Regions from separate parts of the Mus musculus genome. Here all the other regions are linked to region 4. The links are chromatin loops, found by intact Hi-C in ENCODE. Cell type or tissue: heart. All regions are shown on one strand.

Evidence for each region. Hi-C counts contacts between places; a loop is a spot of excess contacts. Peaks named below come from ENCODE experiments on the same cell type or tissue, not always from the same donor. Only the 100,000 strongest peaks of a DNase experiment are listed, where the experiment ranks them.
Region 1: it touches region 4 in a loop (5-fold over the local background); 22 of 42 quality-filtered maps call a loop at or near these places.
Region 2: it touches region 4 in a loop (7-fold over the local background); 11 of 42 quality-filtered maps call a loop at or near these places.
Region 3: a loop joins it to region 4, with 11 times the contacts of the local background. A loop is called at or near these places in 23 of 42 quality-filtered maps.
Region 5: a loop joins it to region 4, with 6 times the contacts of the local background. A loop is called at or near these places in 28 of 42 quality-filtered maps.

Annotation. Positions count from the first base shown.
Region 1 is chr11:61,347,444-61,352,443 of GRCm38, forward strand. Slc47a1 (solute carrier family 47, member 1) reads right to left here. Exons shown (of 17, transcript NM_026183.5): 15 at 2,002-2,096; 16 at 1,216-1,288. Among named protein-coding and RNA genes, the nearest start is that of Slc47a2, 7.1 kb to the left of the region's middle. In heart, CTCF peaks have their summits at 2,098 (motif pointing right) and 4,850 (motif pointing right); a DNase peak (open chromatin) is centred at 2,088; H3K27me3 peaks cover 1,535 bases.
Region 2 is chr11:61,229,355-61,234,354 of GRCm38, forward strand. It overlaps a transcript of Aldh3a2 not described here. Among named protein-coding and RNA genes, the nearest start is that of Aldh3a1, 23 kb to the left of the region's middle. In heart, a CTCF peak has its summit at 2,197; a DNase peak (open chromatin) is centred at 2,187; H3K27me3 peaks cover 282 bases.
Region 3 is chr11:61,101,762-61,106,761 of GRCm38, forward strand. No RefSeq gene overlaps it. Among named protein-coding and RNA genes, the nearest start is that of Tnfrsf13b, 22 kb to the right of the region's middle. In heart, no CTCF peak of the experiment used is centred here; a DNase peak (open chromatin) is centred at 2,740; H3K27me3 peaks cover 1,011 bases.
Region 4 is chr11:61,407,084-61,412,083 of GRCm38, forward strand. n-TWcca5 (a tRNA gene) reads right to left here and starts at 904; the gene lies at 833-904. In heart, CTCF peaks have their summits at 669 and 2,216 (motif pointing left); DNase peaks (open chromatin) are centred at 618, 948, 1,268, 3,228 and 1 weaker place; H3K4me3 peaks cover 1,895 bases; H3K27ac peaks cover 1,496 bases; H3K27me3 peaks cover 344 bases.
Region 5 is chr11:61,712,542-61,717,541 of GRCm38, forward strand. Slc5a10 (solute carrier family 5 (sodium/glucose cotransporter), member 10) reads right to left here. Exons shown (of 15, transcript NM_001382268.1): 2 at 3,704-3,775; 3 at 3,137-3,241; 4 at 2,723-2,782; 5 at 2,495-2,599. Among named protein-coding and RNA genes, the nearest start is that of Slc5a10, 4.9 kb to the right of the region's middle. In heart, a CTCF peak has its summit at 2,271 (motif pointing left); a DNase peak (open chromatin) is centred at 2,280; H3K27ac peaks cover 1,448 bases.

The DNA.
Region 1 (5,000 bases), 60 kb before region 4:
GTCTGTAAGAGCTTTGGGGAATCTCAACCTCTGAAATTTCCCTAGACTGCCCGTGAGACCTCAGTATCTAACAAGAGTGGAAGGAAGTCCTAAGTAAAGACAGACAGCTTTTGGTCAGCCCTCACGTGACTCAAGGATAACCAGACACTAAGAACAGAATCAGAGAGATGATAAACCACTGCCCGCCTACCTGCTGCACCTTTGTGCAAAAGGCATTTATACTCTTCATAGCCACATCCCAAAAGCACGGTCTAGGGAAAATGGCTGCTCCTACAACCTTCTAATATCAGAGAGATTTTGCATAGTAAAGTCAGCATGATTTCCTCCCCCACACCCCAGACCCTCAGAAGACCCACACCCCCACTCCCTTCTGCAGCTTCAAATGCTTCTCTACAAACTTCAATTCCCTGTTCCTCCTCCAAGCCTCACGGTGTGTGGACTCCACACCTACAGACAGAGCTAAATACTCTTCTTCTCCTGTGTATCTTTGTCGTGTCAGCCGCAGATTGCAGGAAGGTAGAAGGAAGCCACTCTACCTCCCTCATGGGAGTGAAAGGTTAATAACTAATTGTTCAAGGAACCGGGGATATGGAAGAATGACCAGACTGACAGAAAAAAACAGCCTAATGTAATTTGCATGATGCAAAGGTCCAAGCAAGAACCTACTTAAAGTGAGTGATGCTTAGCTGACCACAGGGACCCCCGTTAAAACAAGCATGCGAAAACCAGCTTCCAAGACTTGCTCCTCACATAGAAACATTAAGTATTGGAAATGTCTGCAACCCAGCATAAAGGAAAGATAAATATGATCTGCCAGACCCTACTACCCTCAGAAGTACTTGGTTTTATACACACAGTGGTATGTCTACTGTACCCCAGAAGTAAACAAAATTATTACATATGGACCAAACACTTTCAATATGCTTTTAAGAAGAAAAGAAAGGCCCATAGAATACCTGCAGAGGTACCAAGATGAACAGAGGGCCTAAGAAGCCTAAACCCTCCAACACAGTCCGTTAATATATGGAATCAAAGCAAACAAACTCTAAGTCAGTTTATCTCAGAGTGGGTATAACTCGACTTGACATCTGTTTCGGAAGCGTCAGTGCCTTGCTTCAGGGAGAGCTCACAGAAGCTAATCCAGATGTGTCCCACAAATGCCCCTCCAGTCCTATATTGCAAGTCTGCCCCAGAGCTGAGAAAATTGTAGCTTACCTGGGTGAGCAGGCTCGTGAGAGACAGCGGAATTCAGGGCCACGTTTACCTTCAAATTGGCATGTACTTGAGCCTAGAAAAGTCAGCGAAACTCAAGTTCGGGTGGCATCAGGGAGCCTTGCTAAGCATGGCCACTTGGCTTAGGAGAAGCCATGTCCCTTGACTGACACCTGAGACAAAGCTGCTCTGGTTCACTGTGACTTCCTAAAGACTGAAGAGGTTCCTGGGTAGGGAGGGAGTAGACAGATCTAAGAGGGACCAACCAAGGTCGCTGGAATGCTCCCTTCTCCCTTCTCATCTTCTTACTTCAACTGCCCTGTCTACCCCCATGTTCCCAGACCTCATGTTGACCCTGGGAAGGTGGGGGGGAGGAAGCATTCTCTCTCTCTCTCTTTCTCTCTCTTTCTCTCTCTCTCCCTCTCCCTCCCTCCCTTCCCTCCATCCCTCCCTCCCCACTCTCTCTCTCACACACACAGTACTAGGATGAACTTGGAGAAAATCTCTAGTTCCAATTCTTCTCCTGAAACTGGCTTTTCACTGCAAGAGACCAGAAATGGAATTCTGTTTTACTATTCACTGAGCAAACAAAGGGGAGTGATCGGGGCCAGGGTCTCACAACCCTTCACCTCAAAATCCAGTTAAAACAAAACAAACCTAATAATAATTAAAAAGCATAAAAATAGCATAAGAAAAAAAAAACTTCTCAAAACGAAAGAATGCTTGCCACATCTGGTCTGGTTTGGCATCTGCAGAAAGACCCAGGCAACAGTGAGGACGGTTACCTACCTGTTGACAGGCGCGTTTCCAATTGAGCCGAGCAATAAAAGCCAGGAAGCACGTGGTCTGACAGGTAGTGCAGATGATGATGCCTGACCACAGGCCTGCAGAGGGCGATATTTGACAGCTTAGCTCATGGAGACAATGGCCACACTAAGTCAGTACTGGTAGGCAATCAGGCAAGGTAGAGTTGCTAAGGCTACCTGACGGGATTCATGCCAGAGCAAAAGGTTCAGGAAGTTATTTGGACCCTTTCTGCTTATGGTAATTGGATATTAAGAAAAGGGCCAGTAGTAAGGAAATAGTTTCTCCTGAAAAACTACTGCTTCATGATGAACTTTTTTTACCTATATGACCTATGCATGCATGTTTGTAAATTTACATGTGTGTAGATACTTGGGAAGGCACACGTGCATGTGTAGGGAGGCTTGAGTCTGTCATCAGCTGTCTTCCTTAATTGTTCTCCACTACAATATTGAGGCAGGGTTTCTTTCCACCTTATGTCTTGAGGCAGCGTCTCTCACTGAACCCAGAGCCCCATGTTATCTGACTATATAGCTTGCTCTTCAGATTCCCTGACTTTGCCTCCACACAAGACCAGTCAGGACACACCTGAGCCACCCTCATCCCCCATGATCCTCTCCTACTCCTCTGCTTACCTTTCAACTTTCTGCCAAGACACACGGGGGGGGGGGGGGCGGGGGGGGGGACGGGACACAGGATGGGGCGATTCCCTTATGTAACGGGATCCGAATACACAGACTTTGCAAATACAAATCCATAGAAGGGCTGAGGCTAAGCCTTGAGTTGTAATTCAAAGGCTTATCTTTACTCTGCTCTTTGGTGCTAGCTGCCCTCACATCTTATTTATCAGGAGTGGTCAGCAGGCTTCTCTCAGGAGTGAATCAGTAACCACCTGCCAGGTCTAGGATGGAGTAAGAAAAGCCTCTGGCTTCCTCCTTCAAACGAATGCCCAGTTTTGCCTAGAAACCACACTCTCATTCCAAACTTTTTTTTTTTTTTTTTTTTTAACAGAAATACCTGCCTAGCTCAGGCTGTAATTTGAGTAACAGACTTGATTTTCGCTGATGCCATAATCCCTATTAAAAGATGCAGGATGCTTACCAGAATTCTCTGGGCAGAGCCATAATTTACATGTTTGAAAAACCATACAGGAAATTGATAGCCATTGTGATTAATCAGTCTGCTTGTAAAAACCTGCAGCCTTCTGAGGCACTGCGGGGAACCTCTTACATGCTGCACACTCTAATGCTGGCAACAGGAAAGATAAAACCAACCTTACTGTATTTCTATTTAAGAGGCCACTAGAATGACTGAGTACAGGTCTCACACATCCCTCACCTCCCCAGGGCCTCCACTCTTTCCCTCCAAGAATCCCCAGCTCCCTCTACTTTGCCCACAACAGATACACTTCATGAAATGAGTAAGTAGGCCAAATATAGACCCTGGGATATAGATGTATCTATATTTTAAAGTAGATTCCTTTCTAAAATTTTAACTCAGCTGGACATGGGAACACACACCTGTAATCCCAGCGCTTAGGAGGCTAAGGCAGGCTGATCCCATGTTCAAGACCTGCATGGACTACATGGGAAGACTCTAAAAAAAAAAAAAAACAATAACAACAAAACAAAGTTGGATGTAGCTGGACATGATGGTGCATGCCTGGAATCCCTGAACTCAGGAGGCAGAGGCAGAATTCTCTGTGAGTTCTAGGTCAACCTAGTCTACATAGTGAGTTTCAGCACAGCCAAACTTATAATAGAACTTCTTTTTAAGTAAATTTCAGATGTATCACTTACTGTATAAAATGATAGCCTCGCAAGGAGATAAATAAGCTAATTACCTTGGCCTAAATAGTCCACATTCTCTGCTATATCAAAACATTACTTTGTGCTCCATAAATGTTCATAATTGTGCTTGTCAATTAAATTAATATTGTCAATTAAAATAATATTAATAAAAATATAAAAAAGACTACAAAATGTCTTCTTGGTATTTTGTACTGATTGCATGTTATCGTAATATGATTTGGAATTGTGTTAAATAAAAATACTACTCAAAATCCAGACTCCTCTGATGTTTCCACTGGCCTGCCGTCAGCGTATCCAAGCCATGAACAACACCGGAAATTCGGCTAAATAACAGCCACACCTTCATGGCCACAGAACTCTGGCGATCTCCATCTTTGGATAACCCCAATATTTTTAATTAAAATATTATTGAACTTGAGAAAATGGAAAGACACAAGTTAAGACGTGAGACTGGAGGCCCTCAGCAGCCCTCAGATGACTTCTAATCACCTCCAAGTCTGCCACACTGATGGATTCAAACAAGTCACGCCCAAGTCAGTCAGTCCTTCACCCCAAAGACAACAGTTAGGCTTTCCTGTAACCATTTAGTCACAGCCAGTGAATTATCAATTATTATTTTAGAAACCAAAGCTGGATAATTATCTATCTCCCTACTTTTTTTTTTTTTCTCCTAAGATGAGCTCTGGTAATTTCAGAGCGCGTGGGTTCAGCTCTTTGCTCCAAACACAGCAAGGTTATACAGAGGAGTCTGCCCCACAATCCTCCGCGCTACATCTCTCTACACGGTCCTCTGCAGAGATGTGTGAGGTACACAGGTGATAAATGGGGAGCAGAGGCTGAAGACTGGGACAAAGGTGACAAGGAGGCCACCCCAGCCTTGCCCTTTGTGCTGAGAACACAGGGTGCTGTTCTAGCAAGTTGTATGTCCAGTCCCAAGCATCCTAACATGGGACTTCCGTGACTCACCTCGAACTCCCCAAGATACTAGAGGAGGAAGGCCTCGGTACTCCAAGGCCCCCAGTAGAGGGCTCCCAGCACTGTGAGACCTCATTAGAGGAACAGGGCAAGATCTACATACAAGATGTTTCCCTGTGCCTCAGAGGTCCTGGATATTATGTCCTGTGACTAAGGACTGGCTGACTCAGGATGAGGAGAATAGAAATGGACCTTTCC
Region 2 (5,000 bases), 180 kb before region 4:
TGGTACATTTACACAATGGAGTACTACTCAGCTATTAAAAAGAATGAATTTATGAAATTCCTAGGCAAATGGATAGACCTGGAGGGCATCATCCTGAGTGAGGTAACCCAATCACAAAAGAACTCACATGATATGTACTCACTGATAAGTGGATATTAGCCCAGAAACTTAGAACACCCAAGATACAAGATACAATTTGCAAAACACATGAAACTCAAGAAGAACGAAGACCAAAGTGTGGACACTTTGCACCTTCTTAGAATTGGGAATAAAACACCCATGGAAGGAGTTACAGAGACAAAGTTTGGAGCTGAGACAAAAGGATGGACCATCTAGAGACAGCCATATCCGGGGATCCATTCCATAATCAGCTTCCAAACCCTGACACCATTGCATACACTAGCAAGATTTTGCTGAAAGGACCCTGATATACCTGTGTCTTGTGAGGCTATGCCGGGGCCTAGCAAACACAGAAGTGGATGCTCACAGTCAGCTATTGGATGGATCACAGGGCCCCCAATGGAGGAGCTAGAGAAAGTACCCAAGGAGCTAAAGGGATCTGCAACCCTATAGGTGGAACAACAATATGAACTAACCAGTACCCCCAGAGCTCATGTATCTAGCTGCATATGTATCAGAAGATGGCCTAGTTGGCCATCAGTGGAAAGAGAGGCCCATTGGTCTTGCAAACTTTATATGCCTCAGTACAGGGGAACGCCAGGGCCAAGATGTGGGAATGGGTGGGTAGGGAAGTGGGGGGGAGGGTATGGGGGACTTTTGGGATAGCATTGGAAATGTAAATGAAGAAAATACCTAATTAAAAAAAAAAGAAAAAAGAAAAAAATCTTACTTCAAATTTAGCTCAAAAATTGTGGTAGTGATTTTATTCTCCCTTGATGGGATTAACAGATAAAATCATAAATGCGGCCGTGGAGCCAGAAGGCCATGTCTGGTGGCAACAATCACAGTGACAATAAGACCTCTTCCCTTCCCTCTTGCAGAGTGGTTTTAGTTGTTAGATTTACTATGTTGTGGTTATTTTGTTGCCTTTGAGACAAGCTCGTCTGTATCCCAAGCTGGCTTCAAACTCACTTTGTAGCCAAGGGTGGCCTTGAGCTTCAGCTCCTCTCCTGTCTCCCAGTGGCTAGACTCACGGGGATGGATGTACTGCCAGACCAAGTGGGGAAACCCCCACTCAATTCCTGATCCGGGGTGCACCCAAGAATCACGAACAGAACAGATCGCCTTGATGTAATTACATGAGGTCATTTAATTACGGAGCTTCCGGACTGACATGCATCCCACACAGGAGATAACAGATGTCGGCCACAAGGCTCGAAAGCTAGGGGTTTTTATGGGGTAAGGGGCTTAGGGGTATGGAATTCAGCATAGCAACACACTATTGGCTTATTCAAACATCAGCAGAAAAATTACATGTACGTGCAGGGTGTCAGAGTTCTGTGAGTTGTTGACTCAGTTTAGATAGCCCTGCTATGTCTTCACATTCCCCTTTATCTTTAAGGTTAAGCTGTTCCCGGGAATGTTTTAACTAAGGGGCATACCCGGGTTTGTTTTTCTTTTTTCTCAGCCCCAGGCAGCCTCTAGGCTCACAAACAACCAGCAATTTCTGAGTAGTTTATATGACTTACAGATCTTGAAATTTCATCTTTCTTTCAGTACCACCAGGCCTTATTGATGCAGTGCTGGGGACTGAACCTCGGCTTCTGCTTCCATGTAAGCACTCTGCCAACTGAGATTTATTATTTAGTGCACAGGTTGGAGACCATCTCTGGTGAAGGGAAAGAAAGGGAACCACCCAGGTCTCCTGCGTACAAACACCCCTGGAGCATTTTTTTTTTTTTTTTGGAATTGGGCGTGGCACGATGGGAAGGGTGTGATGTCTCTTTATCTCTTGTTTTGCTTATCTCTTCATCTCCTCTGGAACTGTGTCTTTGGATTCTGCTGTCCACTCCTTCACTGCTCCAGTGGATCCAGGACCCAACCCTCCTTACTGTCTGGCTTCCTCCCTCCCTTACCCCCTCTTAATTATTCTCCCTGATCCCAGACTGAGACTGGTTAAATAATGCGTTGTTCTGAGCCTTCCATGTGCATCTGGTCGAGCAGGCATCTGGCTGGGTGACCTAAAGTGGGTGGGGAAAAAAAGCACCATGCAACAGCAGCATGCTGCTCCCTCTATAACCAGCAGGGGCAGACAGAGGACAATTTTTATGGGGAAAGTGATCATAAAAAGGTCCCGCTTATTAGCCGATTTTGAGGAAATGAGGTATGCACCAGCTCCAGAAGGACGCCGGCATCCGAGCCCACAGCCAGTAGCTTACGGAAACGTCCTCTTGCTAGGCTGCCTTGTTCATAGACCACGTACACATCATTTGATTACTTTTTAATTATATAAGATAAGAGGTCTCATTGGGGGATGTTGATTTGTTTTGTGTTGTGTTGTTTTACAAACTAAACATCACTCTAGATTTCAACTCCCTAACCACAAAGCTGTCTCTTGGGCTCTGCCTTCTGGCTCCTGCATCTGGAAGCCACCAAGCTTGAGTTTTTAATATCCTGTTCAGAAACGTGCGGGTTCTGGTGAAGTTCCTTTTCAAAGGAGGGGCAGGAGGACCTGCTCTCCTGCCCAGCTTCAGGCTGGTCAACCTCTGAGCTCCTTTATCTAGAAGGTGGTTGGGACTCTTGTGTGGATGTGTACCTAGTACTTCCTGTCTTATGAGGACTTCGTGACACTCCCCTGAATTCTTATGGGAAATCTGATCTGGTAATTTCCTTATGGTGTACTATTGGAAGCAGAGTCTCTTGATTAACGGCTTTTGAAATTCAATGTCAAACTGTAGTGACTCTTACCCAGCAGCAAAAGTTCACTAGCACTGAGAGTAAAAATATTTTTATTGCAGGTTTTCTGTCCCACCCTTTCCCATTTAGCTCCCAAATAAGAGACACAGAAAATAATTTCTAATACCAAGCTACAATCCTAGACTGGGCAGGTTCTGAGCTATTCTAACTTACACCCCAAGCAAGGTCCTGTGTTAACTGCTTGCTCTGTTTGATATGTGTTCTCCTAGCCATTCATTCATGGTCCATCCTGCGTCATGGGGACCTTCTTCGCAACTCTCTCTCCTTCTCTTACCTTGTGGTCTCTCTCGAGACCTGTCACTTGATCCTAAGTTCTGCCTTCCTGTCCTCTCTGCCCAGTCATAGGGTCCAGCCTTTTATTAAGCAATCAGGGACAGGCTAACACTGTGCCCCAAGACCAGGCTGCAGTCTGAACAGGGCCACAGAACCCAGCTTCTGAATTCATAGCACACAAGACTTAACCCCGACAAGTGTCAGTTTCTATTATTTTTGTCTGTTTGTTTACTCTTACTACAATTTTCCCAATGGTAAAGAAATTGCTCTGACATGCATTTTCCTTATTGCTTATAAAACCAAGTTGTTTTTATGTGTTGATGGTTCTCTGGTTTCCTCTTGTTAATAGTTTCTATTCCTCACTTATTTTAGTACCTTAAATTTTCCCCATCATTATAACCCTCATTTAATAATGAAATTCTTTTCTACCTACATTGAAAACATTTTCCAGTTTACAATTTTGCTTTTAATTTTATTTCACATTAAAATGACCTTTGTTTTGTCTCAAACCAAGAGACACCAGCACATCTGGGCTCATACATACTCAGCCTTCTACTCACACCAACCAATTGTAACACCCAGTAGCTGTGGGTGGGACAGCAGGAAGTGATCGTGGCAGGACCCTTCTATGAAATGTCTGTCCCTCCTGCACTACCATGGTCACTCCGGGTGCTCGTGTGGGTCTTGGAGAGCTGACTGTATAGGTCACATGCATCCTGGCAAGTGTTATAATCCGTGTTTCTGTGGTGTGTTCTGGGTGGAGTCAGTATTTTGTTGGGGACATCCAGGTATTGGAAAACCAGGCATGTTAAACATGCAGGGTTATCTCTTCAAAGGAAGAGATGTATAACCCAGTTTCCCTCATGAAGGCTGGGAATGGAGGAGGTTAACAGGCCAGGTGACCTCTGTAGGGTCAGGCCACACCTGGCTGCCCCAGACCCTTACAAACTGGACCAGAGGTGGTTAACAGCCTAGAGACTTGTGCACCATCTGTATGACCTAGATCACACCAGCTCCTAACATATGCAGTCTATGTATAGAACCCACCTGCACGGAAGGAGTGTCATGTGCTTTGAGAAGAGTTTCGATGTAATTATGTCTTCTTATTGTGCACACAGGATTGTGTTATACCAGGAAACTTCATTTGCAAATTGTATTGTACTTAAACATTGCCTAAAATAAACTGCCCCTTGTCAGCCTCTAGATGTTTGAATCAACACTGTCTACCGAGCCATGTAGAACTGGACTGTCTTCTTGTCCCACACAGACAACCTCAGACCCTGGTGTTTGGTTTCACACCTGGGACAAGGGACTGAGGTAGATATTTTAGTACCAAAGTAGACCTGGCCTCCAGGTTCTTTCAGCATCCTTCAGTCCCTACCTGCATACACTGTCCCCATCCTTGAATTTTCCAGCTCAGGGGCTGGGCTGCCCTTCTCCCAGTGGCCCCTCCTTATGTACTCCAGACATTTTGCACCCCCTCTCTCTTGCCTCCCTCTTCCTCCCTCTCCCTCTCCCTCTCCTCCCTTCCCCTCCCCTCTCTTCCCCTCCTCTCCTCTCCTCTCCTCTCCTCTCCTCTCCTCTCCTCTCCTCTCCTCTCCTCTCCTCTCCTCTCTTCTCTGTACACATGCCCTTTCTCTTTTTCTCCCCTCTATCTCCCCTTCTCTAGGCTTCAATCCTTGGGGACCAGTGAACTTCTCTGAGAGCAGCTTCCCAATAAACCTGCCTTTAATATAATCTAATCTGGTTTGAATTAACTTATTTCACTGGTGGACAAATAACCTCTCACCTGGTGTTTGTAGAGACCTTCGCAATGTTTGAATGAACAGACTGAGTTCAGTGGATGGTCC
Region 3 (5,000 bases), 310 kb before region 4:
CTAAGGACAATGGTAATAGCCAGTGTGGTTGTAGAGACTTCTGGAGCCTTCATGCCGGTCACTCCTCAGGAGTATCTCATGCCTGGCACTGTGATTTTGGTTGATAAACCACATCTTCTGGGAGTAGCACTGTCTGCCTCAAAGGGTAATTCCCGTCAAAGTTTTTCAAAGTTATATTTTGAAATGAGCTTGCTAACCAGAGGGTTTTTATAAGACATTTTTCATACATCCTTAGTTTTGGGTAACCCACGGTCATGGCTTCAGCTGTCAATCAGATACAAAGAGACACCTGGGAAGTAGGAACCTCAACTGAGAAACTTACTAGACTACACTGGCCTATGGCAATATCTGAGAGGCATTTTTTTTAATTGCTAATTGACTAGGAAGGCCCAGCACTCTGTGGGTGGTGCCATACTTGGGCAGGTGGGCCTGGGCTGTGTAAAAAAGGCAGAGGAATGTGAGCCTGGAAATAAGCCAGTGAGCAGCATTCCCCACTGGCTTCTGTTTTAAGCTCCTGCCTTGAAACTTTTCTTTATACTGTACTGTAACCTGTTAGCCAAATAAATCCTCTCCTCTCCTCTCCTCTCCTCTCCTCTTTCTTTCCCTTCTTCCTGTTCTTTTTCCTCCTCCCCTTCCTCTTCCTCCCCCCACCCCCATCTCTCTCTCAGACAGTGTCTCACTGTGTACTTCTGGTTAAACTGGAACTTACTAAGTAATCCAGGCTGGGTTTGAACTCTCAGAGATCCACCTGCCTCTGCTCTGCCCCTGTTCCTGCCCCTGCCCCTGCCCCTGCCCCTGCCCCTGCCTCTGCCTCTTGCGTCTGACTCAATGCTGCAACAGGAGCCTTCTGCACATGTTTATTGGGAGAGCTTGATTGCAGAGGCGTGTCTTACACCCGGATTGGTTATGCATTCTACCTTATTTGCATGTTCCTCATCTGATTGGTTATTCTCTCTCGGTACCTCACAGAACCTCATTAACATACCTCATTTGCATGTCTCACATCTGATTGGTTATTCTCTCAGTACCTCACAGAACCTCATTATCATGCCCGGGCCAGGCAGTATCTTGGCAAAAAACTTTACTGCATATGTACACATTGGTTGTTTGCCCAAACTTATGCGTGGTGGCCAGCAGTAGCCAGCGTCACTCTGCAACGGCACATGTGGCTTCCCACACCTGCCACTGCCCCTGCCCCTGCCCCTGCCCCGCCTCTGCTTCCCAAGGGCTGAGCTTAAAGTTGAATACAAGGACCTCCGTGCCCTATTTTAGTTACTTTCCTGTTGCTGTGATAAAACACTGCATCCAAAGCAACTTTTCAAAGGATTAATGTGGGCCCACACTTCTGGAGGGATAAGCGTCTGTCCATCCCCATCACTGTGTGGAGGCATGTCAGCAGGCAGACACAGTGGCTGGAACAGCAAGCTGTGACCTCACAGCTTGACACAAAGCAGAGAGCAACTAGCAAAGTACAGCTCCAGTGGCGTATGTCCCCCAAGAGGCCACATTTCCTAACGGTGTCACCAACTACAAAGGAAATATTCAAATGCAAAAGCCTGTGTAGGGGGGAACATTCTCCTACCCTCCACCCCCCCCAAAACAATGGTAACTCAATCGCTGTGCAGCAACTAAAATCCTAGTCTGTAAGCCTTATTAAATCTAAATCCTCCTGTGGCGAATCCTGACGGATCGACCATTGAAACCGGGAGACACTAGTAATTACATCTGTCCTCGCGCTATTCCCATCCAAAAAGCTGTGGGGAGCATTCTTACTCAAACCATCACATTCCATTCTTTGGCTCTCATGGGGTCATGAACATATTGTAATACAAAATTTATTTATCTAAACTTTACAGTCTTTCACAGTCTTAACACTGTTTAAAAGTCCAAAGCTTATTCTGAGATGCCAGGCAGTCTCTAAATTATTTGTAACCCTCTGCAAAATCAGAAAGCAAATTACATACTTCCAACTTAGAATGCCATTCTAAGAGGGAGAAATGGGGCCACAGTGAGGGAATACTGGACTAGAGCAAGACCAGATGCCAGCAGGGCAAACACCAAATCCTATGGCCCCACACTCAGTGTAGAAGGGCTTAGACGGCTCTCTCCACCCAACTGTACTGTCTAGAACATACTTCTACTTCGTATATGCAGTTTTTCTTAGCAGCCTTCAGCTTTGGCACCTCCAACATCTTGGGGCCTCCAGTGCAATCCAGGCTTCACATTCACAGCGGGGAGTAGCCGGAGTTTCAGCATAAGGACTTGGGCATGGTCTGGCAGACTTTGTTCAAGGTCTATTCTAACAATGAGGTGTTGAGCCAAAAGTTGGCCTTCCCACAGGAACAAGAGAAGGACATTTTCTCCCTTCTGGGAACCCATTTTGCTGACTGGAAATTTGCTCCAGGGTAGTTTCGAGCACACATGGCTGACATGCCCTGGGTCACAATGGCAGCAAAGCCCTTCTACCGGGGGCTGGGTTTGTTTCCTCTAATCATGTCTAACCTTTGACATTACAAGAAATTGCTATCTACAGTGTTCACACGTGAGAACATGCAGTTGTGCCACGATATCCCCCTTTCAAAACTACCCAAACAAACAAAAAGCCAATCTCATAATCTTGCGAGAAACTTTGGGATTTCGTACTGGGCCACGTTCCTCGTTTTCCTTCACTGCGTGCAGACAGCTTCCGTGGAACTCTCTTCTACATCGGGACTGAACCAGAGTGCCACTAGGTGGCGCTAGAGGATTGCCTGGGCCAGTCAGGGACTGGTCGGTTGTTAATACCAGTGTGCCGACCTACAATCCTTGCTTCGGTTTTTCAGCTTTTTTCCAACTGGACACTTTTGTCTCTCATTTTCTGAAGACCATGAAGAGTTTGTGCAGTAAAGTTGGCAAGGGATTCTGGAGACTTCGGTCTAGTCTCAAAGCTTTTGCTTAGTGTCAGTGCCAGGAAGGGCAGTCTGTAATACAGTCAAAATGGCTTGGCCTTCCCGACGCCCAGGGTCTCCTTTGGATACTTGCTCAGGCTTTTAGCTATCCAAGAAGGCAGGGTTCTCAGAGACTCCGTGTTATCGCCCATCACCAGTCATAGTTAGTGGATTTGTCTGCAGCCTTCTTTCGTTCCCTTGAACGGTCTTGATGGAACCTCACCTCATTGTCTCCTGCTATGATCATACAGGCTCTGTATTAGCATCCCAATGGAGCCCGGCCTGGCGGCTAACTTATGAATATTAACTTTATCAGCCCAGCTGTGTGCTAAAGACCAGATTGAGACCTGTCACGTGTGCAGCAGGCAGTTAGGATTATATATCTACTTTTCCATGTTAGGTCAAAAGCCTCAACGGGTCCTTAATGAAGGTGGTGGAAAATACTGAATAAACAACCCTCCTCTGGGTTGTACTTGAGACAGGTCAGACATGGGAAAGGGACATGCATTTGGTGGTGCCACCCATTAGCCACCCATGGAGGCAAAGGGTGTTCTCTGCGGGAGAGGGCATAGTCATTATTCCAGGTTCCCTATGTGAAGTTCCTGAGTGAGTATGTGGGGATAATGCAGCTCCGAGAGAGAACCCTGCATGTAGAGAGCAGTAAGGGGCTGGGGCAGGAGAAGCCAAGAGGGAGGCGAGAGCAGAGCTACCTGGAGGCAGAGAAGCCAGTGTTTGAGTAAAGGCTGGGTGCACAGAAAGGAAAGGTCACCAAGGGTGTCATATGAGCCGCATATGGTGTCCAATCACAGTGGAAAGCTGGGGGGGGGGGGGTAGGAGGAGCCATGAAGTATATAGACTACGAAGGCAACCCAGAGTCCTTCCTAAGTTACCCACATAAAGGTTTAATTACAGGATGATCACAGCTCAATGTGTCTGAGGTTGCCAGAATTCTTGATCTATTAGGAAGTAAAACAAAATGGTCGCTCTGTGTGTGTGTGTGTGTGTGTGCACGCGCTTTGTAAGTCTAGGGATCAAATTTAGACCAGTTTTTGAGATTATGTGCCAGGACCAGTCATAGAGGTCAGAATTCCATCATTTAGGTGCTTCTGAAAGCAGGTGACCTCGCTGATTGACAGGGCCAGTCAGTAAGTCTCACCATACTGACACAACTGAGGTGTGCTCTAAGCTGAGCATCCCTTTCCCCTTTGTGTTAGACAGGCCAGATTGAAATCATGTGCAAGTCTACACATGGAGACCGTGGGAGTCAGGAAGGCCAGGTTACCCTGACCATTCATTGTTTTACTGCACAGCCAAAATCTTTGTCAGCTGGGGTAGACTTAAACTTAAAGGAGAAACTTCTCAAACCCAAACTAGCTAGGAATCACTCAGTCATTAAATACAGCTAGGTGCATGCGCCAATCTGACCTGCTCCAGGGTGGCAGCCAATACTGGGACCAGCAAGGTGGTTGAGAGCGAAGACAGAAGACATCCTTACAACATGCATGGATCCAACCTGAACAAGGCACTACTGTCAGTCATATCCCATGTGGGGGTGCTCCTAGGATGGTGAGGTGACTCCTGTGGACCTATGGCCGTTCTCCTCCTCTGAATCTGCCACAGACTAGCCTCAGCCAGTGTCTTTCAGTTGCAAATGAGCCTTCAGTAAGGCCTCCAGCAAGGCACACCTTAGCTCATAGGTTTTGGTCTCACTGGAGCACAACCCTAACATGAAGCCTTCATGCCCATGGCTGGATCAACAACCAATCTCCAGGATAAAGAGGCCAAGGGAGTCAAGGAGAGAGTTCTCTATGGGGCATCAAGGTGTGGCAGGAGCAATGGGGTGAGTAAAGGCTTGAGAGTAGAAGTATTTTCCAGACCAGAATACATATATATTGAAAAGATTCATTAAAAATTAATGCAAGGGAAGACAGAGATATAGGGGACATTTTCTTGCTTTTGGTTGGTTGGTTGGTTTTTCTGAGACAAGGTTTCTCCATGTAGTCTTGGCTGTCCTGGAACTCATAGACCAGGCTGGACTCAAACTCACAGAGATCCACCTCTCTCTGCCTCCCA
Region 4 (5,000 bases):
CTGCATCAGTTCCCTCCAGGTCCCTGCCCTGCGTGGGTTCCTGCCCCGACTTCTTGTGATGATGAACTGTTAATATGGAATTGTGAGTGAAATAAACCCTTTTCTCCCCAAGTAGCTTTGGGTCATAGTGTTTCTTCCCAGCAATAGGAATCCTAATTAAGATAGCCTGCATTTCAAAAGTTTTAAAAATTCTTAGGCAGTTCTAGTCCCTGTTGCTGGTCCAAGCATTTTAAATTAAAAACAACAAAACAAAGCAAAACAAAAAAACTCAACTTGAGTTTCCTGTTCATAATTTTGGTGCAACCTGCTTTAATTTTCTACATCAGGCTACCCGGGGGGTGTGGGGGGTGTTAGAAGATTTAAAACAAAGCTATTAACAAAATGTGAGAATGGGCTACAGATGTTGAAGATACGACCACCAGAGAGACAGTCATCTCCAGTCCAAGAGCCGTTTAGAGGAGGGAGCTGAGAAAAGTAAGTTCAAGGCAAACAAGGAGAGATCTATATTAAAGCACAAAGCTCTGTGTTGATTGCTCACACAAGCCCGGGTAACTGGAGGGAACATGGGTGGAATCCGAGGGTCGAACCAGGGCGTTAGAGGCTGAGTCAGCGCACCTTCCCCTTGATTCTGCTAGCACCTCCTGTAGGTCATCACAAGTCATCGCTTTCTCGAGCGAGCATTCGGGTATTCGTAGTCTCAAGAAAGGGAAAAAAGAGGGCTGTCTTATATGGCGTGAGAAAGGCGATTTGATCCGATACTGATCTCATTTCTTCTTTATGACTTGGTACTTACTCTATTCTGTCGTGGTTGACGGTGAAAAAAAACCTAACTTGACCCCGACGTGACTTGAACACGCAACCTTCTGATCTGGAGTCAGACGCGCTACCATTGCGCCACGAGGTCACAGCAAGCTTGCGACTCTGTGTCGCTAAAGGCCTCGCTTCACCGGCTCGCTCCTGGGCTCTGAGGTTCGGAACAGAGCGCTGTCGCTCGTCTGAGCAGAAGAGGAGTTCGGAATGCCGCAGCTCCGACAGGAACGGCGTCCGGGAGGATGCCAAGCTGACATTCGGCGACAGACATTTGGCTCTTCCTCCTCCGTCTCTCGCGGTGACCCTCGGAGCACACAGTGCTGGGTGAACACTCACGGGAGAGGGGACGCCGGAGGGGAACTGAGGGATGCTTGTGAACCGGGAGCTTCCCGGGGACCGTGGGACCGGGGACCCAATTGACAGCCATGCACGGCTGCGGGCCCCGCCCTGTAAGATGGCGGCCGCCTCCACGGAGGGCCTGGAGCGGTCAGGCAGGAGTGAGGGGGATCAGGCAGGACGGTTAGCGAGGACGGGGACAGACCGGGCGGGCACCAGGACCAGGGCGGCTGGTCTGGGATGACGGAGACCGACCGACCGGGGGAGCACCGGGACCAGGGCAGCGGGTCCGGGATGACGGAGACCGACCGACCGGGGGAGCACCGGGACCAGGGCAGCGGGTCCGGGATGACGGAGACCGACCGACCGGGGGAGCACCGGGACCAGGGCGGCGGGTCCGGGATGACCAGGACCCGGCAGGCACTCAGGCGCCAGCTCTGGTTCCCAGTCCGCTAGGAAGAAATGCGGGGACTCGAGAGAGCGACGCCCAAGCGAACGGCTAGATAAACAAGAAAAAGCCCGGCAGCTTTACTAACTACATAAGTAAACATTTCTTAGAGGAAAGAACAATATGTGGGAAATATTGCTATTATCTCCCGGCGCTGTTCCTTCGTCCGGATTGTGGCCCGTACGTATACCAGTGCACAGATCACACACAGAAAGCATCCTAAATGAAGGGCAAATGCCTAAACAGCGTTAACAATTGTACTTTTTAAATGCGCATGTGCATATGTGCTAACGCACATGGTTTTGGATGTTTTGAAAGTCCTGATAAATACATACTCATAAACTGAGATGCTCTTACCATCTTAAAATCTACTAAAATGATATCTTTGGATCTACTAAATGTTTCATAAAACCTTAAAATGTTGTTTACATAAAACATTCTCTGGGGGCATACGGTTTTAAAACGTGATCAAACTACGAAATTTAACATTAGATACAGATACATAGATTTTTTAGTAATGATTTCCTTCCTAAGCAAATTGTTAATATTCTGGACAATACTAACAATGACTTTGGGTGGCTCACAGTCATCTGTAACTCCAGTTCTAGGAAATCTGATGCCCTCTTCTGGCCTCTGTGGGTTGCTATGGGATTTCTTTTTCAGGACTTAATAAATAAATAATAATAAATTATTATTATTATTATATGCATTAGGCCTTTTACACAATCTTTCCTGACTTTTACAAACCAGATACAGCTGCATGATGGTATTAGCACTTGAGCTTCCTTCCTTTGGCCACACCTCTCTATTACTAAATTTAAATTTATAAATTTATATTAAAGTCAAAAGTAGTGTCACTTCTTTTTTTTTTTTTTAGGATTTATTGGATTCTCAGAATCAAACTTTTTTCTTTTCTCTCTCTCTTTCTCTCTTCCTCTTTCTTTCTTTCTTTCTTTCTTTCTTTCTTTCTTTCTTTCTTTCTTTCTTTCTTTCTTTCTTCCTTTCAGCAGGTTCTACATAGCCTTGGCTATCCTGGAACTCACTATACAGACCAGGCTGGCTTCAAACTCATAGCAATCCACCTGCCTCTGCCTCCTGAGTGCAGAGATTGAAGATGTGAGCCACCATGTCTGGCTAACTTTAATTTTAGAAGCTGTACCATAGCATGTCGTCCAAGAGACAGCAAGAAAAGAAATAAGAATCAGGGTCTCTGGGGTGGAGAGAGGTGTCCCTTTCATCCACTCTGTCAGTCTTCAAAGAGACCAATCAGGTTAGACTGTCTGTCCTTCCTGTCTCTCTAACCCACACATCCTCAGGCAAGCCTCAGTGTAGACACAGAGATCACACGCAGACACTGGCTTTAGTCCCCAGCTCCTCTGCCCTCACTCCTTCACTGGCTGGAGTTTAAAACAATTGCCAACCTTGTCACTCTCCTAGTAACAGCCCGACCATGAGCATCTCTGAAGTTATTTCTTTTACCTTAGTGAAAAGGGGGTTTCTTGCCTAAGACACTTGAAAAAATTCATAGTAAACAACCAAGAAAACCTGGGGCCAGTGCTAAGAGCAGGTGCTGCTCTTCCAGAGAACCTGGATTCAGTTCCCAACACCTGCCTTAAAGTGGCCAGCATGGTCCTGAAATTCCAGTTCCAGGGGATCTGTCGCCCTCTTCTGGTGTACTTGGGTACTGCATGCACCTGGTCCAAATACAAAGACTCAAGATGTGTCCCTCCTGTCCCTGTCCCTGTCCCCTTGCACTCCTCTCTCTCCCTCCATATCTCTCTCTCTCTCTCTCTCTCTCTCTCTGTCTCTCTCTCTCTCTCTCATAAGTAAATATATTTTTACAACACCTCAAAAATTCATGTACTAGATTCAGAAAAGAGGCTCACTTATATGAATGAATGGATTTTTTGTTATGTTTTCATTTTTGTTTTTTGTTTTACATTTCCATTCAGGTTAAAAGTGCAGTGAGAAAGGCTGCTTTCTTTGTTTCTAATGCTCAAGGCAATAATTTCTTTCCTAGAAAACTATCGCCATGCACTTGGAATGGGATTGTCTACACTAAATGAATAAGGAGAAACGGAGAACAGCTAGGGAGGATACAATGCACCAGAAGTAAACATATATGTTGGCAGAAAAGTGGGGAGACGGGAGGGAGCACTGTGAGCCTGCAGGTGACAGCACTCACAGAGATGGTGAGCCAGGAGCTGCACCTGAGTTCTTGTCACCCTCTTGTGTGCATGGGAAGGGATAGAGATGAGAGCAAGCCATGAATGAAGATGGCGTGGGGAAATCTGTGGGAGTGGTACTCTGGGGACCCAGCAGCCCTGGGTCCTCGAGGAACCCAAGTGAAGTAGAATCCAATGGAGAGAGGCAGATGAACAGCCCGGATCAGGCTGACAGATGTTTTAGATGTTTCTGTCCCAGTTTTTATTTTTTCCCTCTAGAGAATGTGTACTAATGAAGCAGTAAGAGGGCTGAAGATCTCTGGCTCTGTGAGTTAGGACCAGGGTTCAATTTCCCACACCCCACATGGCAGCTCACAACTGGCTGTAACTCCAGTTCTGAGGCATTAACTTCCTCCTCTTGCCTCTGCAAGCACCAGGCACACACATCCTGACCCACTAAGCAACACCCGGTCTCCCCGCTAACTGCACTCTGGACTTTTCCAGCAGCAGCTCCTGGGCTTTTGAGTGTTTCGGAGGACCGATGCGTGTGGAGCCGCACGGGTGGAGAAGCAGACAGCTGTGAGGCACACCTGGCCAGATGTGCGCCAGCTGGCGGGAGTGGGCATGGCTTAGCTGCTCCTCCATGCGATGACTGCTTGGATGTTGAGTAGTAGATTGACAGCTGGAGCCTGTGCACTTGTACCCACAGCAAGCTCTCCCCTGGAGGAAGATGTGAGGAGCACACCTAGGACGGCCTCAGCATCTACTGTGTGGTCCATTTTCAGGTTTTTCCCCTCTGTGTTTTTTGTTTTGTTTTGTTTTGTTTGCTTGTTTGCCCATCCCACTGGTCCTTGGGAAGTGGCAACCTCAACCGTGAGTTAATGCCAGGGTTTACACATGCTAGGCAAGCTCTCTCCCAACCGAGCCTTATCCGCCACCCATAACAAGAGGAAAATCAAACAGCACAAACTAATCGTTCTGTCTTTCCTCTCAGTCCTCCCTGCTTTGCAAGATCCTGTGGTCTGGGCTTCTGTTTTTCTGATGATGTTGGTCCGTGTAGCCCCGTGTAGATCTAAGTAAGTGGCTTTGGAAGGTTCATATCTCTTTTAGGACCATGTGTTGCAATCCCTAATCTGTGGCAGTACTGAGAAATGACGTAATCTTTAGGCCATGGGACCTAGCAGAAGGAAGTTAGATCATTGGCACCTGCCTATGAAAGGTGTGCCCTTCCCCCAGCCTTG
Region 5 (5,000 bases), 310 kb after region 4:
ATCTTAAGGGCAGGATAGGTGCACAGTAGCACTGGGAATATAAACAGAGAGAATATAAATAGGATGGGCAGACAGTGTATCCTTTCTGCTTGACTTATTGAGATAGGGTCTTAGTCTGTAACCCAGGCTGGCCTTGAACTCATAGCAATCCTCCTGCCTCAGTCTCTCAGATGCTGGGATTGTAGAGATGAGTCACTAAACTCACCTATGACTTTCTAAGCCAACTTTCATAGTCCCAGGAAATGTCAATGGAAAGAAGGAAGAGGGAGAGAAAGTAAGGGGGTAAATAAGTAAGTAAGACCTGTGGAGAAAGGGGCAGCAGGAGAGATTTGAGAATCCAGAGAGGCGGAGGTAGAGCATGCATCCCCAGAGAAGAGCGACTGAAGGAGCCAAATGCAGAGTCCTGAGATGCTGGTGTTTATGGAAGTGCATGGAGGCCAAGTTGGCTGATGTGCAGTGTGCAACTCTAGGGGAGAGGGAGAGATGAGGCCAGTGAGGTAGCAGGAGCAGTGTGATGGATCACCTTGTGGGCTGCAGCTCGCCTATACTAAGGGGCAGGTAGTGTCATGCCTCACTTCCCTACTTTCCAGAGGTTAAATGACTGGCCCAGAGCCCCACGGTGATGGAGCCGCATTCAGACTCTTGGCTTTGAGCTGGGACTGTGATTTTCCACACCTGCCGTGTAAATCTGCATGCTGGTGCTCCAGTTTGAATAACAGCAGCAGGAGGGCCCTGTGACCTCTGCCTGGACAGGCTGTACAGACAGGCAGGGCGTTCCTGGGCTCTGTGTCTGGGCCTAGTGTGGCCCACGCACTTCAAATAGCTCCACTCCGAAGCCAAGACCCAGGGCGGGCCCAGCCTCTCCCAAACCAAGCGCAGCAATTAGTGTGCCTCCTCCCGCTTCCCCTCAGTCTCAGCAGGCAGCCGCCTGGTGCTGAGGCAGGACCTTGACTGACTGCTCCCCATTTACAGCTGCTAACTCGGAGTCACCCATAAGGCAGAGTCTGAAGCCACATCCTGGTTATTGTGGTTCTGACAGAGATCTTAGCTGACCTTGGCCTGGCCACCATAACCTTGGTGAAGGACTCAGCAGTTGGCAGATGAGCTGCCTCAAGGCCCCTCCTATGCACTGAGCGTCCCTCTGCCCTCTGAAGTCCTGCCCAGTGGCCCACTTGAAGCCTCCCAGTGTAAGGTCGTAGATGGGAAAGGAACCACCCACTCGGCCCATGTCCTTGTTCCTTCATCCCCAGCTCAGCTGAGAGATTCTGCAAAGTTGGCCCTGGCTACCCCCAGCTGATAACCCGACAGTTCTGGGGCTCTCTGACCTCTCATAGCCTAAGGCTGCAGTCTCCTGTCCCACCACTGCCCTGCAGAGCAGTTTCTCTGTCCCAGAGGCAGATGTGGCTGATTTTGTGAATGGCAGAACATGTTTACAAGTGTGCCCCAGTCCCCACCACTTCTTGTGGCTGACCTCAGAGATTACCGTCCTGAAAATGTCCTTAGCAATGGTCCCCAGACACCTCTTATGAGGCCCACTCTCTCTCCTTGGCACTCCCCTGACCATCACATCCTTTTCTCTACTGAAGCCCAGTCCCATCTCTTCCTCATTCAAGACCTGGCTCGCCTGTGTTGTGTATCCATCCACCTCCCACTGGAGAATGGGTCCTAGACAGGCCAGAAGCAGGCGTTTTCCACTCTGCCTGGCTTCCGGGAGGTAGGATTGGTGGGAAGGGGGTGTGGGTAAAAGGATGAACAGGAGAGGGACAGTCAACTCAAGTCCAGGCCCCTCCAGACTAGAGAGGAATCCCTACAGAAGGGAAACTATCATGCTCTCTGGGAACATCTAGGAAAGGCTGTGGTATGCTGTTGCTGATGCTGTAGGAAACAGGCAGCGTCCACCTCCCCAGGTCCTGACCTCCACAGGAAGCAGAGGACCAGGCTGGGCAGCCTCCCTCAGTGTGTGTCTGACTCAGGCTCCAGCTCCTCTCAGGAGCCTGCTGCTGATGGAGGTTAGGCATCCCCTACTGGGCCTGCTACAACTATGGGGCCTCCCCCAAAGCCCACTGACCTTCCCCCACAGCCCCAGGTTCCCTATCTGTAAAACCAGGTGCTTGGACCAGACAGGCCCTGAGCTCCTACTTTAAGATTGGAAGTGAGCTTCCTGCTTCTGACACTTCAGGGTCAGGTCCTAAGAGAAAGCTGTAGGCAGGTAGAAGGCCCAGTTAGACTTAGAGCGCAGGACTGGCAGGCATCATGAGGCCTTTGGCTCCCTCTAGTGGTAAGATGTGGCTCACTTTGAATAGCTCAGATCTCCTCCCCCTACCTTCCCTGCATCAGCATCAGGAGATTCTGCCCAGGTTACTATCTCTCCCTGGTTTCTCTAGCTGGTGCACTCACAAGTTGCCAGATGAGCTAGTCTCTAAGGCCCCTCCCATGCTGTGCTCCCGCAGCTCCCGACAGTTTCCACGCAGGCGCAGGCTGGGGGGCAACTCACCGATATCTTGGTGAAGACAGACAGCATCAGGGACAGGACAGATAAGTACGTGCGGATGCGCTGGCCACCAAAGCGCTTCTGAATGTATTCAGGCAAGGTGACGATCTGGGGAGGCAAAAGAGAAGAGGAACAAGGTGAGTATCGGGAGGGCCAGCCCCATCCAGAGGTCCTGTCCCTCCGGACTTGGTGAGGGTCAAGCCTCTGCCATGGCCCCAGGAAGAGACTCACCTCTGAAGATATGTAGATGGGTACAAACACCCATGCCAGAGCCAAAAGCACATATGTGGCCTGTGAGGACAGAGGCATGGGAGGGTTGTGGGCTCAGCACTCAATAGCCCTGCCCTGGCACACAGCCAGATGTGGCAGAGAGGAGTAGTGCTGAGGCTACCCCCCCCCCACACACACACGCCCCTCCTGCTTTGCTGTGAGAAGCTAGGAGCTTCTTACGGATGTCTCTGGACTGCCGGGCTGCCCAGCCTTCTGTATCTACAGACCAGCTGTCTGTGGCATACTGCGTGCCACAGTCTGGCAGGCCCTGACTGATACACACTGCTGGGAGCCCCCTCATCCAGGGACCAGTGAGTGTGGCTTCACCCTCTACCTCAGCCCTCCCACGGGCTGTGCCCATTCTCCAAGGCTCACATTCCACTCAAAGCCAGCCACAGCCAGGCCTCCGGCAGCACCCGAGCCGGCCAATCCTACGAAGAGGCCAGAGCCCTCGCTGCTTGCAAAGAGTGAGGCTCCGATCTGCAGGGGGGAAGAAAAAGTGATCACTGTGAGCCCATTACATCAGCTCCACCTAGACCAGAAACACCTCCTCCAACCTGGCAGGTCTAAAAGGAGAACATACCCTGTTCACATATAAGGATCCCAGGCTCAGGTGTACAAGTTGGGGTACCCATAGGTAAGCCACAAGGCCAAAATAAAAACCAAAAACGCACAAACAAACAAAAAACAAACAAACAAAAAACCCCAGAGTTTTTCAGACTCCAAAGCCCTTTACAGAACTTATAGCAGTTTGTCCCTACACAGGCAACTTGGGGGTCTCTTCCAGCCCAGGCTTATCCCATTGGGCTGGTGGTATTAGACAGGGACCTTGATTGAAGCACATAAAGAGACCTTGGGGGGACATAAAGAGTCCTCAGGGATACAGATCCTGATGAAGTCAGCCTGTGGACAAAGGAGAGGCTAGAAGGTGGGTGAACTCACCGGCCACCAAGCCATGTCCCGGCCCGCCAGGAAGTAGCCGCTCACTGTGTTCTTGTTGGCTCGACAAGCCGACTGCAGAAAAAGAAAAAGGCAGGAAGTGCATTGAATGGAAGATGCTTCTGCCTCTGGCAAATGCCTGACAGTCCCTGTGTACTCTGAGCATTGCAATGCATGTGACCCGCAAAGAGAAAACATGAACACACACACACACACACACACACACACACACACACACACACACACAGAGAGAGAGAGAGAGAGAGAGAATATTCACAAATAGCATTTTCCAAAATAGCCCAAAGTAGTAACAACTCAAAGTCCAGCAACTGATGAAGAAACAAAACAGGCATATCCACACAATGGAATATTATTCAGCCAGGAAAATATACAGTTAACCTGCCTCCAGTTTATTTCCTGTTTCAGAGTTGGGCTGTATTGCTTTCCTAAGGCAGAATTCCTATTGGTCAAGCAAGAGGGGTTGGTTTTACAGATGGCTAAAAACAAAAACAAACAACAACAACAACAACAACAGCAACAAAAAAGGCAACAAAACCTCTAAGTTGTCAACTCCAGGGTGACTGTCCTTTCAAGGCAGGGCAGGAGCAGGAACCTTGGGATCCTTTACGTTTTTGGTGCAAGGGACAAAGCAGGGGAAACTGTATCTACCATTCAGATGGAAACTGGCCTATTTCACAGGCAGCAGAGCCTCTTCCTTCTGATACTTTGGAGCGTCATGGAAGAAGCTGTTTTCACACTGGGGAAGTGGAACGTCAGTGTGACTGTCTCCACTTTGCTTTTTAGAATTGCTATTGTTATTTTATGTGTGTAGGTGTTTTTTGCCTGTATGTGTGTCTTGCACCATGTTCCTGTCTGGGGCCATCAGAACCCAGAAGATGGTGTCAGGTCCTCTGGAACTGGAGCTGTAGACGGTTGTCATCCACCATGTGGCTGGGAGTTGAACCCAGGTCTCATGGAAGAGCAGCCAGTGCTCTTACCCACTGGGCCTTCTTTCTAGCCCTATGATTGACACCATTTTGACTCAGCCTGGCCTGATAGGACCGAGTGTACTCTAAAACAGTCCTCTTTGTCCCTTGTTTCTTTAACAGGTCCACCTTGCATCAATCCTTCAGCATCAGAATCCCGTACAGTTATCATTACTTGGAACATGTAGTCCAAACTCACCATTCAGATCTGCTGCTGCATCTTCCTGGTCACATGCCTCTCATTTTTTTAATGTGTGTGTGTGTGTGTGTGTGTGTGTGTGTGTGTGTGTGTGTGTGCATGTGCGTGTGTGTAG